Regions from separate parts of the Mus musculus genome. Here region 1 is linked to region 2. A link is a loop called in an ENCODE intact Hi-C map of the cell type or tissue named here. Cell type or tissue: left cerebral cortex. All regions are shown on one strand. Links, peaks and the distances in the headings refer to the core of each region. The heading gives the core; the rest is flanking DNA. Region 1 overlaps Zfp185 (zinc finger protein 185). Region 2 overlaps G6pdx (glucose-6-phosphate dehydrogenase X-linked).

The links. Peaks named below come from ENCODE experiments on the same cell type or tissue, not always from the same donor. Only the 100,000 strongest peaks of a DNase experiment are listed, where the experiment ranks them.
Region 1: a loop joins it to region 2, with 3 times the contacts of the local background. A loop is called at or near these places in 5 of 42 quality-filtered maps.

What each region holds. Positions count from the first base shown.
Region 1 is chrX:73,005,307-73,013,643 of GRCm38, forward strand. It overlaps Zfp185 (zinc finger protein 185), which reads left to right. Exons shown (of 19, transcript NM_009549.3): 13 at 7,134-7,322. Among named protein-coding and RNA genes, the nearest start is that of Mir2137, 17 kb to the left of the region's middle. In left cerebral cortex, for the core only: a CTCF peak has its summit at 3,017 (motif pointing right); DNase peaks (open chromatin) are centred at 2,520, 2,962 and 3,802; H3K4me3 peaks cover 623 bases; H3K27ac peaks cover 615 bases.
Region 2 is chrX:74,410,123-74,418,459 of GRCm38, forward strand. It overlaps G6pdx (glucose-6-phosphate dehydrogenase X-linked), which reads right to left. Exons shown (of 13, transcript NM_008062.3): 3 at 4,994-5,031; 4 at 4,786-4,894; 5 at 3,742-3,959; 6 at 2,197-2,355; 7 at 1,844-1,969; 8 at 1,443-1,536; 9 at 1,136-1,322; 10 at 635-870; 11 at 461-537; 12 at 275-367; 13 at 1-175. The coding sequence ends at 85. It also overlaps a transcript of Ikbkg not described here. Among named protein-coding and RNA genes, the nearest start is that of G6pdx, 15 kb to the right of the region's middle. In left cerebral cortex, for the core only: a CTCF peak has its summit at 3,433 (motif pointing left); a DNase peak (open chromatin) is centred at 3,430.

The sequences.
Region 1 (8,337 bases), core at 52-8,051, 1.4 Mb before region 2:
AAGGTGAGATGCCAGTGCTTCCCACCGCCATTACCAGTACCACATCCTTTGCCCATGCATGTTTTACTTCTTGTTGGATTTTCTTCTTCTCCAGACTTAGCCACTACTGAACCCCCATCATTGACTCTCCAATTCCTGCAGAACAAATCCAAGTCCCTAACTCATAGCTATAGGCCCATCCCTCAGCAAGGAATGGCCTCGGGTACAATGAATGTGTGGGGAAGGCAGAAAAACAAAAAACAATAACAGACTAATGAATGACCTAATAATAGAGGAATCTCTGCCTTCTTACAAAGTCTGCCTTCCCCACATACTCATCTGCATAAGTAGCCTTTGTCTCCAGGGATGCCTCTGTTTTAGTTTGGAACCATGTTGGAATTGGTAGAACTGTCACTTTTTTTATTATTATTATTGTTGGTCTGAAGAGAGCTGAAACTGCTGAAGGGCCAGCCCATCCTCATGACCTCCTGAAGTCCACCCCACGTGGATCCATCCCTTGAGGACACTTTTCTAGGTGCTTTCCCAGCTGGTTCTCCCAGCAGCAGGTTCATTTTCTCACTAATCTACCTAGTTGCAGCGGGTGCCTGGAGACAGATAAAGTAGGCCCCACCTCGGTAATCTCTGTTTTGAAGAGGTCTGGGAAAGGCCATTAGGCCAGGGACTCGGTTCTTTGAGTTGCTACTAATGTAACTTTTTGCTATCTTTGCAGGCATCAGAAAGATCTTTCCCAAATAAACCACAATGTGTTTATCCCCCTCTTTCAACTTCTCAATGGCTCTCTACTTCCTTGAAATTAAGCCGAAACCCCTGTCTCTAGCTCCTATAGTTCTGCATGGCAGTGGGGACTCCCTATCCAGCCTTTTCTTTCTCCTGTACCACAGTGCTGCAAACTGTTTCAGAGTGCTATTGGCTATTGTAGAAGACATCTGATCTAGTCTGGCTCTGGTGGCTTTCTTTTGGACTGTTCATTGGCATCATCCTTCCATTTGTTTTACATGAAGCTAAACCTTAAACTCATTTGCAAAATAACATGAAGTATCTTTCTAGATTTGTAGGATTTAGTGCAGTCTGTTACAGTTATCTCACTTATACTAGTTTGAAGTTTGATTTTGTATGTATATGTGGGTGTACATGTGTATGCATGTCTGTGTGTATGTTCACATGGGTATGCTCCTGTGTGTGTGTGTGTGTGTGTTTATGTGTGTCTGTGTGTTTGTGTATGCGCATGTGTGTCAAGACCAGAGATCAACTTCTAGTGTCATTCCTTAGGCACCATACATCGTGTTTTGTGAGACAGGATCTCTTATCAGGACCTAGGATTTAACATGTTCCAAAGCATAGAGTAGTTGAAGACTAATGAGTGAGGAGACTGGATCAGGGCCGTGTTCCATATAATGAAATTTTATCAGGTTTTAATCCAAAGAAGAACGGCTGTGGTTTATAGACTTAAAGATGAATAGGTATTTGAATTTTAACACCACACTACAGTCACCTTTTACATTAAATCATATGCTGGGAGGTGGTGTGGAAAATGGATCTGTAAGCTACAGGCCTTGTTATGCACCTTTTTTTTTCTTTTAAATTTTACTAACGATTAGAACTGAGGAAAATAATAGCTGATGATAGCTACAGTATGTTGTTTTTATGTACTTTACAGTTGCCTCAATAACCCTGTGAGATGGGTAAATGGGGAAACAAACAGGTTAAGTGATTTATCCAAAACCATACCCGTGGTAGCTGAGAGCTAATGAACAGCCTCAAGGAGAAACCTTCTGAGAAACTTGAGCAAGCTAGTTGATGAAATGTGTTTGAAGGCTAATGTCTCCTTCCAGCTGGTGTACTTAATCTGGTGTTATTCCCCAAGCCAAGAAAGATTTCTGATTGTGCAATTTGATAGAGGAGAAAACTTGGGTCCACACATGTGATGAGCAAATAGGAATAAACTCTAAATCTGCCCTACTGCAGAGCTCAGGCCCAGATAGTAACATTGCTCTAATATTTACCCGTTTGAAAAATCAAAGCAAACATTTCTGATGACACTGTTTAATAACTGGCTATGTTTGGATTGTTTTTTTTCCCATTTAAATTAAAAAAATTATATGTATAAGTGTTTTGCCTGCACATGTATGTTTTTGCACACCACCCATTTGCCACGTCAGTGGTGGCCAGTAGAGAGAGGACAGTGGATCCTCGGAGACTAGAGTTAGAGATTGTTTCTAGCTGTATGTGGGTGCTTGTAATAAAACTTAAGATTTCTAAAGAGTACACACTGCTCTTAACTGCTGAACCATCTTTCTAGCCCTTCATCTGGGGAAATATTAATAACAAGAGTTCTTGAGATTTTTGTTTAATTTCCTGAAGGTATGTCTCCAGCGTTTTTCTTAAGCATTTCAATTTCCTCTCTTCTCCAGTATACACTGGAGATGGCAGCTCTCAATCAGAGGTTTGTCCTGCCCACCCCTACCCTCTTGCGTCATACAGTAGTAACCGAAGATTTTTTGGGTTGCCACAACCGAGGGTGGCTTCTAAAGGCTAAAAATCATGGATGCTGCTAAACGACCTATAGTGACAGGTGATATTAGTGCCTCATTCTCAACACACACAGTATTATTATCCAGACAAAAACGTTAATATTAATATTGACAAGCCTTGCTCTAGCAACTTATGTTCACTTGGGGGAACACACACACACTGAGGAGTGTGTCAGCATAGATCTAGTCAGACTGCCGCAGACAGGCACCACGAATACGGACGCATGCACCCGTGACTGCAGCAGATTTCTGTTGCGCAGGCAGATTTGGATCGCTCCTGCGGGGGGGGGGCGGGGAGGGAAGGGGGGAGGGGGCGCATGCGCATGAGTAAGCTAGCCAGCTCCAGGGTAAGAATACACCTACTCGCGCGGCCATTTCCTGCAGCCGCTAGCTCAGGCTGAGGTGCCCGCTATGAAAGGAGAGTACAAAATGGCTGCTCCAGAGACCAGCTTCTAAGGGGCTCCTCCTGAGGCAGTGCTAGCTCCAGCCACGAGATGGCGCTGGAGGATCACAAATGGTCCCTGTTGCGCCAGTGCACTCCCGTTACCCATCCCCCTACTAGTAATGTCAGAGGGCGGTTGACTACAGTAGCCTACTTAGGAGTGACCAAACCCAAGGATAGTCCCCTTTCCTTTGATAAACAGTGGTTGATGGGCTTGAGGACAGACCCAGGTGACAAAGTTAATGTAAATGTCAGAAGCCTTAGGAGCTTTACCCAGTGTTCATTTGATTGTGCAAAGTGGACTAAATGCAGGGATTCTTGAGCTTGAATTTAAGCCCAAGGTAACTTTATGGGACCCTTGGATCACTCAGCTCTTACATGAACAATAATGGAAATAGTTTCCACCATAGACAGTTCAAAGAGTTAAATGGGTTTACATATGTAAAGCATGCAGGACACTGAGGAGTGTGTACAAAATATTATCAAATGCTACATTTATTCTTTATTTTATTTTATTTTATTTTACTTTTAATTTATTTTTTACACTCCATGTTCCATTCCCTGCTCCCCCCATCCACCCTCCAACTGCTCCATATCCCATACCTCCTCCCCACCCCACTCTGTCTCCACGTGGATGTCTCTACCCCACCCCACCTGAGCTCTAAACTCCCTGGGGCCTCCAGTCTCTTGAGGGTTAGGTGCATCATCTCTGAATGAACACAGACCTGGAAGTTCTCTGCTGTATGTGTGTTGGGGGCCTCATATCAGCTGGTGTATGTTGCCTGTTTGGTGGTCCAGTGTCTGAGAGATCTTGGAGGTCCAGATTAATTGAGACTTGCTGGTCCTCCTACAGGATCGCTCTTCTCCTCAGCTTCTTTCAGCCTTCCCTAATTCAACAACAGGGGACAGCTGCTTCTGTCCATTGGTTGGGTGCAAATATCTGCATCTGACTCAGCTGCTTGTTGGGTCCTTCGGAGGGCAGTCATGATAGGTCCCTTTTTGTGAGTGCTCCATAGCCTCAGTAATCAAATGCTACCTTTATAAAACCTTCAAGATAGATAAAGTTCTGCCAATTTTTTTTTTTGTTGTTTATTCAGTCATTTGATAGCACACCGTCTTACCTTTTTCCTTCAAAGTTTTGGTATCACATGTTAAATCTAAGACTTAGATTGTTTTCTTCTTTGTTGTGTTGCAAGTGTGGATTTTTTCTAGTTTGTATTTGACACACGAAGGTGAGTGTTAGACATGTACTCAGTGCTGGCAACTGTGGTCAGGCAGCAGATTACATTGCGTAGAAAGTGGCATTGTCTTCTTGTGCAGTATGTAGTTAGGTCAAAAATTGGCAGTGGTTGCCTTAAGCTACCAGAGTCTGTGAAGGCTTCAGAGAATTCAACAGATATCACATCCTATGGGCCTCCTTCTCTCTCCCCACTCCAGTTTAGCAGTAGCTGAGGCCGAGTGGCAAGAAATTAAGATACTCCCTTCAGGATGTTATAGTGCACAGAAAGGCATCCTGTGAGGGTTTGACCAATATCTTTTTCATGACCTATAAAGGTTACAGCTGAAACTGCAGTTGCCCTGCTTCAAGGCCCAGGGTTTCCCCATATTGCCCTGCCTCCGAGCGGCTCTTTCTGAAGAACCTTGCCTCTGTTTACTCAGCACTACTTCCTGGCAGAGCTGGAACCAGCAGAGGAGTTTAGTATCCTCTTACCTGAGGCTGAAAACTTCAATTAGTTTTACAACCTAGTCCCTGAAAAGCATGGCCATCGCACATTCTTTTTGTTCTGCCAGCTTAGAGCCTCCCAGGGATGGTAGTCACTGATAATGGGTTTTTATTCTGTCCTTACCTCAGGAGTTCCCAGAGCACTGCAGGGAGGTTCTAAGATGATAAAATAAAGAGACAGGAGTAGTGATGAGAGATGAGTGCAACACCTTCTACTGTCTTTCCTGTGGCCCCCACCTTTGAGAGGACATTGCAGACAAACTGAGGAAGACATACCCTCCTCGATGGCCTCAGATGTAGCTCGAGCTGTTTATGTCAGTGCGGTAGCTTGTTTTTCTTACTCCAGGCCACTGCCTGGGTTCTCTGAATGTGCTCAGAATGTTGATACCCTGGTCCTGGGGCGGTGTTGACTGCTTTCTCGGGTTTGAGATGTTGGAATGGGACTGTGATCAACATAAGAAGTCTGCATGTTTCTTGGTGCATGAGGCAAGAGGCAAGTCTGTTTCCCAGAGCGTACATGGTAAGCTGCTAGGTTTGCTGAGGACTACTTTTCTTTATCCAGTGGTGGTGTCAAAGTATGACAGGGAGCATGAGTGACACGGACTGTGGGGAAGAGAGAAATGGAATGAAAAAGACAAGGAAGGACCACGCTTAAGAAAGCAAAAGAGAGAGTGAAGACAGTTTGTGTGTGTGTGTGTGTGTGTGTGTGTGTGTGTGTGTGTCTGCACGGGAATGATGGATACTGTGACTGTAACGAAAGGTAACTGTGAAGTATGGGCAGATTTTCAAACCTCCGCTCTCATTTGTGGTTCGGAGATTTTAAAGGGTACATAAAATCAATGACATAAAATTAGAAATGGAAATATCTAGGGGAACAAAGGGAATTAGTTGGAGGTGTGTGTAAAATGAGAGTCAAGGTATATGGGGGAAATATGTTCAGTGTACAAAATGCTTGTTTTAAATTGTCCTTATGTAACATAACACAGTGTACCAGGTACAATAAGAGACACAACAAAAACATTTTAAAATAAATTTTTACAAGAACAGCCTACGGATGCAGGAGAAAGTTCTGTGGTGTTTGGGGGAGTGAGGTTGAACTTAGGTTTGAAGGCTAAGGAAGATTTCCCCCAAACGACATGCTAATGAAGGCATTGCAGATTGAGGAAACCAGAGACCCGTCAAAGAGAGGTATATGGTGAGTGTCTTAGGGTTTTACTGCTGTGAACAGGCACCATGACCAAGGCAACTCTTATAAGGACAGCATTTAATTGGGGCTGGCTTACAGGTTCAGAAGTTCAGCCCATTATCATCAAGGTGGGAGCATGGCAGCATCCAGGCAGGCACAGTGCAAGAGGAACTGAGAATTCTACATCTTCATTTGAAGGTTGATAGTGGAAGACTGACTTCCAGGCAGCTAGGATGAGGGTCTTAAAGCGCACACCCACAGTGACACACCTACTCCAACAAGGCCACAGCTCCTACTAGTGCCACTCCCTGGGCTGAGCATATACAAACCATCACAGTGAGTGTAAATTTAGAGTGACTATAGGAAAGAAAAGCTAATTGGTGCCCTTGCCAGGAAGCCCTGAAAGGAAACTAAGCAGTCACTTACTCATGAGCTGGTGACTGCAAACTATATTCTGAAGAGCTGAAGGACCAGCGATGCTTTTCAATTAGGAGAGGAGTTCAAGAGGAGTTGCAGGACTGTCAGGCCAGGGAGGTGCACAGCAGCACGAGGCAGGTGGCTTGTACCGAACCTGCGGCTCAGACTGAGAGTGACCTGATAAGGCTGCAAGGGTTGCTGACTTTAACTAAAGACAATAGTGATGGAAAAGTAGTACCCAGGGATGCTTCCATATTTCTGTTTGGGGTGACAGGCTGGATGTTGAAAGGAACTAGCTGAGGATGAGGAAGTTAGAGGAGATGCTGTGCAGATGTGACAATATTAAGGTCATTGGGCCATGTTGACTCTGAAGCGCCTGTAGGAGACCTAGGTGACAAGAAGCCCACTAGGTTAGAGTTGAGTTAAGATCTGACCACTGACTAGAGACCTGAGGGTTGTCAGTTTATAGATGACAAGTGAGAGGAGGGTATAAGAGCAGTCTGGAAGCCAGTGCATAGATACATCCCTGAGGGACTGGTGCATGAAGAAGGAACATAACTCTTTCTCTAAACCAGGAACATGCTTGGCATAAGCCATGAGCTTGTGCAAGACCTCCTGACCCCAACTCTCCAATTTTCTTTATCTTCTCAATTGTTGGTGGTTTAACTTAGGACACTTTCAAAACTGCTTGCTTTCTGGGAATTGGGGGGCTGCTTGCCTCTTGAGATGGGTCTCCCAGTGCCCTTGGGAAGTAACATTCAGATTCCAGAGGTCAGCAAGGGTCAAGCCTCTGCTCTTCTCTGTATATGATATACAATATTCATTCTTTCTCAGCACTCCAGATTCTTGTGAGGAGAACAATGCAGCCCCCAAGATCATCAAGGAAATACCTGGCACCCTACAAGATGGACAAAGTGACCCAACTGTGGCTTCTCAGCAACTTGCAGATCTCAGCATCCTAGAGCCACAGGGTAGCCCCAGTGGAGCCGAGCAGCAAATCAAAGCCGAGGACTGTACTAACATGTAAGAGCCCACACTACCTTCTTACTGCCCCGTCGCAGCTGTCAGGGGCCACGATCTAGGAAAAACACTTACGGCACTTACAGCACAAGCCTATTTCTCTTCGCAGCTATGAGAGGCTAAAAAGCAGAAGGATTTGAGTGCAGGTGGTCTCTTGGAGTCATTTGAATGAGAGCACCATGTTATCCACCAACCAGTTGAAGTGGGAAAACTGATGTGGGTTGGAGTTACGGATATGGGGTGTTTTACAACCCTATTCATGGGGTTGTAAGGTCTGAGAAAAGTAGAGCCTGCTATGAATGAGGTTATTATAGTATTGCCATCACTAAAGCTGCCAGTTGGATGAGTTCTTTCACTGTTACTACTACCAGGATGGCCAGAGAAGGCACCAGTGAGTCAATAATTGACCTCTGTGGTGCTGACCTAGGCGTGTGTGGCAACTGAAATAGGCTAACAGCAGGAGTTTGAGGAAACAAGGGTCATACGTTTTCTGTGAGAGTCCAAAAGACCAGGGGGTAAAGCAGTAGGAAATAGTGTTTCCCCTTCCACTCTTCTGAGAGCAACTCAGGCCTCCCACCGTGTGAGCCTTCTGACTCCTAGCCTCAGAAGTGCAGGGCCTGTTCACACCAAGGATGCTTATATAATATTTTCTCAAATTATAGTATGATTGTTCTCCGTTCTATTCTGTCAATTTTTATTTATAAATAAAATCCATTAGAGGCTAGGATTAAATCAGCAATCCTCCGTACTCTGTAACTTTCATTTTTTACGGCTTACTCTAATGATGGTTTTTAAATACTTTAGCCTCTCTTTTAGCCCACCATCCACCAGAGGTAGTGGGAAAGAAAGGATATTGAAAATAATAGATTTATTTTTAAAAGTTCTTTAAAACAACTCTTGTCTATATTGTCTAAAAATCAACAATTTAATTCATAGGTTAATAATGATAGTTCAGTCCATTCACAAACACTTTATAGATAGACCAACAGTTTAATTTGATAGAGTTGAAATAAGAAAC
Region 2 (8,337 bases), core at 17-8,016:
TAATATAGGGTTAGATGGTGAAAAGGGAAGATGCAGAAAGGGTGGCCAGAAGAGGCAGAGTATAGATGGTGTAACTTCCAGGGCTCAGAGCTTGTGAGGGTTCACCCACTTGTAGGTACCCTCGTACTGGAAGCCCACTCTCTTCATCAGCTCATCTGCCTCTGTGGGGCCGCGGCTGGGAGGTAAAGGAGAGACATGAGTGACCTTTATCCTTGGTATTCCCACTGCCCTGCTTCATTTGGCTTGGCCCTCTTAGCTCCCATCCTTCCCTTACCTGCCATATACATAGGGGATGGGCTGGGGCTTTTCTCGATCAATCTTGTGCAGCAGTGGTGTGAAGATACGCCAGGCTTCCCTGAGTTCATCACTGAAGGGATACAGTGTAGGATGGAGTGGAGGCACACAGGGACAGAGGGAGAAAACCATCCCTCTTGCCTGTGTTAGGCTGGGGGTCCCTCACCTCCGGACAAAGTGCATCTGGCTCCCACAGAAGACATCCAGGATGAGGCGTTCATAGGCATCAGGGAGCTTCACATTCTGCAGGTTTGGGAAAGGGGGATGTTGCTGATACTACTGTACTCAGCCACCCAGGGCCTCCCTTAGGGCTTTGCCCAGATGGTCCTCCCTGTTGAACCTTGTATCTGTTGCCATAAGTTAGATCCAGCTCCGACTCCTCAGGGTTAAAGAACATGCCAGGCTTCTTGGTCATCATCTTGGTGTATACTGCCTCATTGGGCTGCACACGGATGACCAGCTCATTACGCTTGCACTGTTGGTGGAAGATGTCACCTGCCACGTCTCGGAACTGCAGTCTCACTTCAGCTTTGCGTTCATTCAGGGCTTTGCCACAGCGCAGGATGAAGGGTACCCCTAGAGAGCAGGGATGACCTCAGGGACTGGCTTTCCTATCTTGTGCTGTGTGTATATGAGAGAGAGCTCCTGTGTCTGTGTATATGTGTGAATGTGTACACGTGGAATAAGTAATGACTAGGGTCGTTTCCCACTTGTGGTAGCCCTCCTTCTCCAGCATCCCTTACTACTGAATACCATGTATTCATACCATGATCATAACAAGAAGTGTCTCTTTGTGGGCACATTTAACCCTGCCTTGCTGGAACCTAGAAATTTCACCTACCGTCCCACCGTTCATTCTCCACATAGAGGACAGCTGCTGCAAAAGTGGCAGTGGTGGACCCATGGGGTACTGTGGGGTCATCTAAGTATCCATTGGCAGCTTCTCCTTCTCCATTGGGGTTCCCCACATATTGGCCAAGGACCACGTTGTCAGTTTCCACCTCTGAGATACACTTCAACACTTTGACCTGGGAGAGAACCAATGCAGGTAACAGGGAGGATGTAGGACAAGAGCCCAGTGCCTTGTCATAGAATTACTTGTTATGGGGCATGGCTGCTGGGGACCTGGTGGACATGCCTCCACCTACCTTCTCATCACGGACATCATCTGAACCTGTAGTGGCAGGCTTTTCCATGGCCACCAGACACAACATCTGCAGGAGGTGGTTCTGCATAACATCCCTAGTAGCAGAAGAGGCAGATGCTCTAGTCAAGTGCCATTTCCAGGGTGAGGCCAAGGGGATAACTAAGTTCTAGTTGCCCTAGGATTACCAAACAAGGCTTCCTAGTGACAAACTGGAAAACCTTGGTTCCTTACCCCTAGTGTCTTCCCAGTATCCTAAGACAAGTTAGTAGATACTAATCCTAACCCTTTGGGGTTTGGCTAGATGGGAGTTATACCCTTCATGGCTACCCCCAACAGGTCACTTGAACACTAGCCCTCATAGTGTGAAGATGAGCTGAGTTGGGGTAGGATATGGGTTCTTACCTGATGATCCCAAATTCATCAAAATAGCCCCCACGACCCTCAGTACCAAAGGGCTCTTTAAATGTGAGGATCACACAAGCAATGTTGTCTCGATTCCAGATGGGGCCAAAGATCCTGTTGGCAAACCTGTGGGAGGTTCGTTTAGAGGCTAGCATGAGAGACATTTTGGAAGGGTTCATGAATGGATGCTACATTTGGGATTCCACAGTATAGTGGCTGTATCTGAGCTAAGTACCAAGCTTAGTACCCTGGCCAGCATCTAGGAGGAATTTGACTTTGGGGCAGCAGGGCAGGTGGGGTTCCTTATGTTGCCACCCTTGCCCTGGTTCCCTTCCACCCCATCCCCTATGCACCTCAGCACCATGAGATTCTGGACCATCTCTTTGCCCAGGTAGTGGTCAATGCGGTAGATCTGGTCCTCACGGAAAAGAGAGGAGATGTGGTTCGACAGTTGATTGGAGCTCTGTAGGTCTCTCCCGAAGGGCTTCTCCACGATGATGCGGTTCCAGCCTCTGCTTGGAGCCCCCAATCATGTTATTTCCCAAACCTTTCCCAGGAATAGGCCTATGGCCATGTCATTCTGACCCTCACACCAGGGAGCAGGGCTTTCATCTATTGTATTCTCAGGTGACTCAGGGAAGCTCTGCTGGCTACTATTGATCCTTATCCTGAATAGACAGCATCTTAGAAGCTTCCCTGACAACATGGTAGGGACTGGAACAATTCCAGGGATTTTTCCACCTTGGTGCTAGGGTAGCATGACCTTGGGTGGCCTTGTTCCCCACCTCCCAATGCCAGACCCTTAGAGGGTCAGAAGTGGCCCAGCAGCCAACAGGAAAGAAGGACACAGCTTCCTTACTAGTTTTACTTTAATTAGTCTCATGTATCCAAGGTTGGCCAAGAACTTGTTATGTAGTTAAGAATGACCTTAAATTGCTGCTTCTCCTGTTTCCAGCTCCCAAGAGCTGAGATCACAGGTACTGTGCCATCATGTCTGGCTCCCCTCATTGGTTTTATGTTCTTGAAGTCTTATTGTGTTTCTCAGGTTGTTCTGGAATTCCTGGGTTAAAGGGTACTCCTCCCTCATCCCTTCAGTAGCAGGGACTATCGTCATCGCCCAACGCAACTGACTTTAATTGAGTTTACTTATTTTTTAAACTAGCTTTTATTTGTTTTTTTGAGACATATTCTTACTATGAAGACTAGAATGACTTCAAATTCAGTACGTATGTAGCCCAGGCTGGCCTTGACAACATAATAATCCTCCTGCCTCCTGAGTACTGGAATCACAACTGTGTGTCACTACACCCAGCTAAATTTTTTTTTTTTTTGGTTTGAGACAGTCTCACTCTGTATTACAGGTTAGCCTTGAACTCCAAGCAATCCTCTTGCTTCAATCTCCATCATACTGAAATTATTTATGTGTCACCTTGCCCAGATTTCCATAGATTTTAAAAGACCAGGTTTCTTTCTTTGACACTCAGAGTGCTAAACTTGTTTTCTAAATTCAGGAGGAAGAGAAAGATGGTTTGCAGTCAGCAGTGCTCTCTTATGAAACAACACTGCCACCTTGTGGATCTGCTGAGGATTGGGGGTGGGGGAAGGAATTCTCACAATGAGCATCTGTTCTGTGGAGCAACACTGTCATCTTATGGTCCTGGTGGGAAATGTTGCAAGGGGCCACTATTTTGTAGTGAGAGCCTTGGAAGGTAGAAGCTGCCCAGTGTGTGTGTATAGCCTGTTCCTTTTTTTTTGGGGGGGGGGGTATGCTATTCCATATGGACAACACACTAGGGGCATTCATCTTTTCAACTTGCATAGACTGGCTTGACCTGGGGGCTATTTAGAGTAGCAGAAACAGGAACAAACAGACAGGAGTGAAGAAAGACAGGTCTTACGTCTGACTCATGCAGGTCTCTTGAATGTTCTTGGTGACTGCTTCATAGACTGTGGGGGGCAAGGCCAGGTAGAATAGACGGTTGGCCTGCATCCCCTGGTGCAGGGCATTCATGTGGCTGTTGAGGTGCTTATAGGAGGCTGCATCATCATACTGGCCAGCTACATAGGAATTACGGGCAAAGAACTCCTCCAGCTTAGGTCTTTCTTCTGGAGTGGCCTGGGGATACACAGATGAATGTCAACTTCTACTTTTCTCAAGAGTCTACAGTTGTTCTGCCCTAAAGGAATAGAAGATCTCTTTCTCTCTCTGTGCCTACCCCCCTCACTCTCTCAACAATTTCTTGTTCCACAGGTAAGGCGGGTTTTCCTTGAGTCCCTGTCATTGCTCTACAAGCACAGGAGTTTACTTTATCATGGTAACTTTGTGTACCCACAGGCAGAGGGCTAAGGCACATAGCAGGAATATATGCAGGTGGGGCAAATCACTGGCACATTTTTATGTATCCTTGGGGCCCTCATACCTAGAGTAGAAACTGGATTTCAGGAAAGTCTAACCTGAGAAAAAAGAATGATGGAGAAGGTTGTCTCTTCAAAATTACTACAGTAAACTATAGGTGGTGAGAAAATGTCAACATAGTGCAATTACTGTAGAAAAGAGGTACTTGGAAGGGTCCTTTCATCCAGCTACTGGCATGATCCAGTGTGGTACCAGAGCATAGCAGGATGAAGCCAGAGTGGAGCTAGGAGACAGATATGAGGTTGAAGGGACCTTCTTCCTGTCTTTGTTCAAAGGTCAGGAAGAATGTGGCACAATTAAGTAGACACAACTTTTGTGTGGTTGGCAAGGGAAAGCAAGGATGTGAGGTGTCAGAGATTGAGTGTTCTGGGTGGCCCTGCCTGTTAATAAGTCAAATGAGAAAGGAGGGAACTATTGCTTATGATGGAAATGGGGACATGTCTTCTCAAGGGATGCCTGGAGCTAGTCTTGCTGTGGAGTAGAAGAAAGGGCAGCACAAGGCTCCAGGATCCAATGTCACACTCACTTTAAAGAAGGGCTCACTCTGCTTTCGGATGTCGTCCACTGTGAGTCGTGAGCGGGCATAGCCCACAATGAAGGTATCTTCAGGTAGAAGGCCATCCCGGAACAGCCACCTGAGGGTACAATACAGCTGTTTTCAGACTGGCTAGGGAAGGCCAAGGCCTGTACCTGGTAGAGAGTATTTTGGGGGGTAGTGTAGAAATATTACCTACCAGATGGTAGGATAGATCTTCTTCTTGGCCAGGTCACCCTGCAGAAGAAGAAACATGTCAGAAAGAGCTGACACGACCTAGATCATTCCCCACCAGTGGTGATCTTAGTCCTCATTTGGGGTTACCACTCAGCTAGAAATATATCTACTATGCCCTCCCCATATATATCAGAGGATCTCTGAGACTTAAGCCTCTACCAGCCTTGTACCAATACAGATGAGTAGATGACACTGCTGGGTTCAAGATGAAACCCTAGACATCGAATTCATTAGAGCTTAAGGATGATAAAGGCAGCACATAAAAGAAAGACAAAACCTGTGAGGTAAGGCCTCAGATGTCACCGGAGCTAGAAGGCAATGAGATGGTCATTCAATTTGGAAAGTTAGAAAAATAATGGCAGGAAAAGTTTGATGATGCAGAATGAAGTCTTGTCTCTGTAACAAAGGCCAGATTTGGTGGTAATATATTCTCCCAATATTGAGGGAGATACTGTTTCAAAATCACCTCTTCTAAATCAGAATTAAAAAAAAAATAAGGTAGCAGTGAAAAAATTCAATGGAAAAATTGGGCTGGAGAAGATGCTCAGTGATTTTGGAGTAGGCAAGGGTTCTGATTTCCACCCCCACCCTACAAAAACAAACAGAGTAGAAAACTAACAAAAGAGCGCTAGAGGAGAGCTGTGAATTGCTATTTTCTTGATATGACAGGGCTGTGGTACACATGAAGCCACAGTAGCTGTAGTTGCCTGCATGAGATCAAGTTGGCCAGCATGCTGAGTGTGTGTAGTTCACAAGCTGCTACCCCTAGCTAAGGATCTGTTGGAAGATCCACTTCCCATCAGTGGCTGCTAGGGAATATAATTTTTCTTCATGGCCCCTTGGTAATTGCTCAAGGAGTGGATGATGGTTCCATGCTCATGAGAATGTAGGAAGCAATTATTGTACTTAATGGGTTATAACAAAAATAAAAATTGGGTGGGGGATCGGGGAGGTTGTCCAGAGGGGTTGAGAGAGAGAGAATGGAGGGTAGATATGCTTTAAATGCATTGTATACATGTATGAAATTCTCAAAGAATAAATTAAGAGCTATTAAAAAAAACAAGCCAAAATAAAACCAACTTCCCCAAACATCAAACCAAACTAAACAACCAAAACAAGAAAGAAAAGCTGGGCTTCGTGGCACAGGTCTATAATCCCAGTACTTGGGTAGTTGGAGCAGGAGGATCTGGACTTCAAAGTCAGCCTTAGGTATACACCATAAGACCCTTTCCCTATCTCAAACACTACCACCACCACCAAAATCCAAAACAAAACCCAACCCAGCCTAACAAAACCCTAACAAGTTAGAATGAGACAGAGAATTTTGTTTATTTTTTTCAAGATAGAGTTTCTCTGTATAGTCCTGGCTGTCTTCAAATTCATCCTGTAGACAAGGTTGAGCTTAAACTCACAGATATCCACCTGCCTCTGCTTCCGGAGTGCTGGGATTAAATGTGTGTGCCACTACAGCCTAGCTGAGACACAGAATTAAAAATTTTTTTAATTTTATTTTTTTAAGACAGGGCCTTGCCATGTAACCAATGTTGGTACCGTCCACCCTCCATCCCCAAGTCTGGTTTTCTTTGTGTAGCTCTGGTTATCCTGGAAGTTCTGTAGACCAGGCTAGCCTCAAACTCAAGAGAGCTCTACCTGCCTCTGTCTTCCAGTGCTGGGAATAAAGGCCCAGGTTGGTCTTAAATTCAGTATGTAGTCCTGGCTGGCCTCAAACTACAGACAACCCTCTTGTTTCTTTGTAGTGGGATTACAAATGTGTGCCACCATATTCAGCAAGATGGAAAAATGTCTTTAAAAAAAAAAAAAGATCCAACCTAGGATATAATGGAGGAATGGACCTAAGGGGTGGCAATGTACAAAGACAACTCCTGGCCTGAAAAGCATTGCTAATGGCTTCTACCAGAGTCAAGGAAGAGTGAATTCCACTCTGAAGTAAATTTCCCCTGAAGACAGAATAAAGAGGAATACTTCTAAGGGCACTTTGAGAACTTTAGTTCTACAACTTGATGACAAAGGCTGATGTAAAACTCGATTGATTGATTGATTGTTTATTGAGTCAGAGTTTTTCTATATAGTCCTGTAACTCATTTGTCAGCTGGCCTGGCTGTACAGATGAACTGCAGGTTCAATGAGGGTTCCTGTCTCAAAGAATAAAGGTAGCGAGAGCAATGACAAAATCAATCACTGAAAATCACATTAAAAGATTTAAAAATGGGCTGAAGAGATGCTCAGTATTAAGAGACTTGCTGGTTTTGTACAGCGTCCCAAGTTTGGTTTTCAGCATCCATATCAGGCAGCTCACAACTGCTTGTAACTTCAGTTCCAGGGAATTTAATGACATCTTCTGGCCTTTGTGGGTATCCATACACATGTGGCTGACTGGCTGGCAGACAGACACATAAATAAAAAACCATAAATCTTAAAAAAAAATTAGCCAGGTAGTGGTGGTACATGCCTTTAATCTCAGTACTTGGAAGGCAGATGCAGGCGGATCTCTAAGTTTATAGCCAGCCTAGTCCACAGAATGAGTTCCAGGTCAGCTAAGGCTATACAAAGAAACCAAGTCTACAAACAAAAACAAAAACCAATACCCCTCAAAAGAAATTAAATGAAAAATTCTGAAAAAACCATTGTGTGTGTATGGCGCTGGTGACTGAACTCAGGAAATCAAGCATGTTAGGCAAGTGCTCAACTACTGGACTATAGTCCCGTCCTGGCTAGTTTTATGTTAACTTGATACAAGCTAGAGTCACCAGAAAGGAGGCGGCCTCAATTGAGAAAATACTCTCATAAGATCAGCCTGTAGGCAAGCCTGTGGGACATTTTTAAGTGATTGATGTGGGAGGGCCCAGCCCATTGTGGGTGGTACCAACCTTGACTGATGGTCCTGGGTTCTATAAGAAAACAGGCTGAACAAGCCAGTAAGAAATATCCCTCGACGGGCGTGGTGGCGCACGCCTTTAATCCCAGCACTCGGGAGGCAGAGGCAGGTGGATTTCTGAGTTCGAGGCCAGCCTGGTCTACAAAGTGAGCTCCAGGACAGCCAGAGCTATAAAGAGAAACCCTGTCTCGAAAAACCAAAAAAAAAAAAAAAAAAAAAAAAAAAAAAACCAAAAAAAAAAAAACCAAAAAAAAAAAAACAAAAAAAGAAAAAAGAAATATCCCTCTATGCCTCTATGTATCAGCTCCTGCATCCAGGTTCATTTCCTTTCTTCAGTGATGGTCTATGATGTGGAAGTGTAAGCCAAATAAACTGTTTCTTCCTCAACTTGCTTTTGGTCATAGCAATAG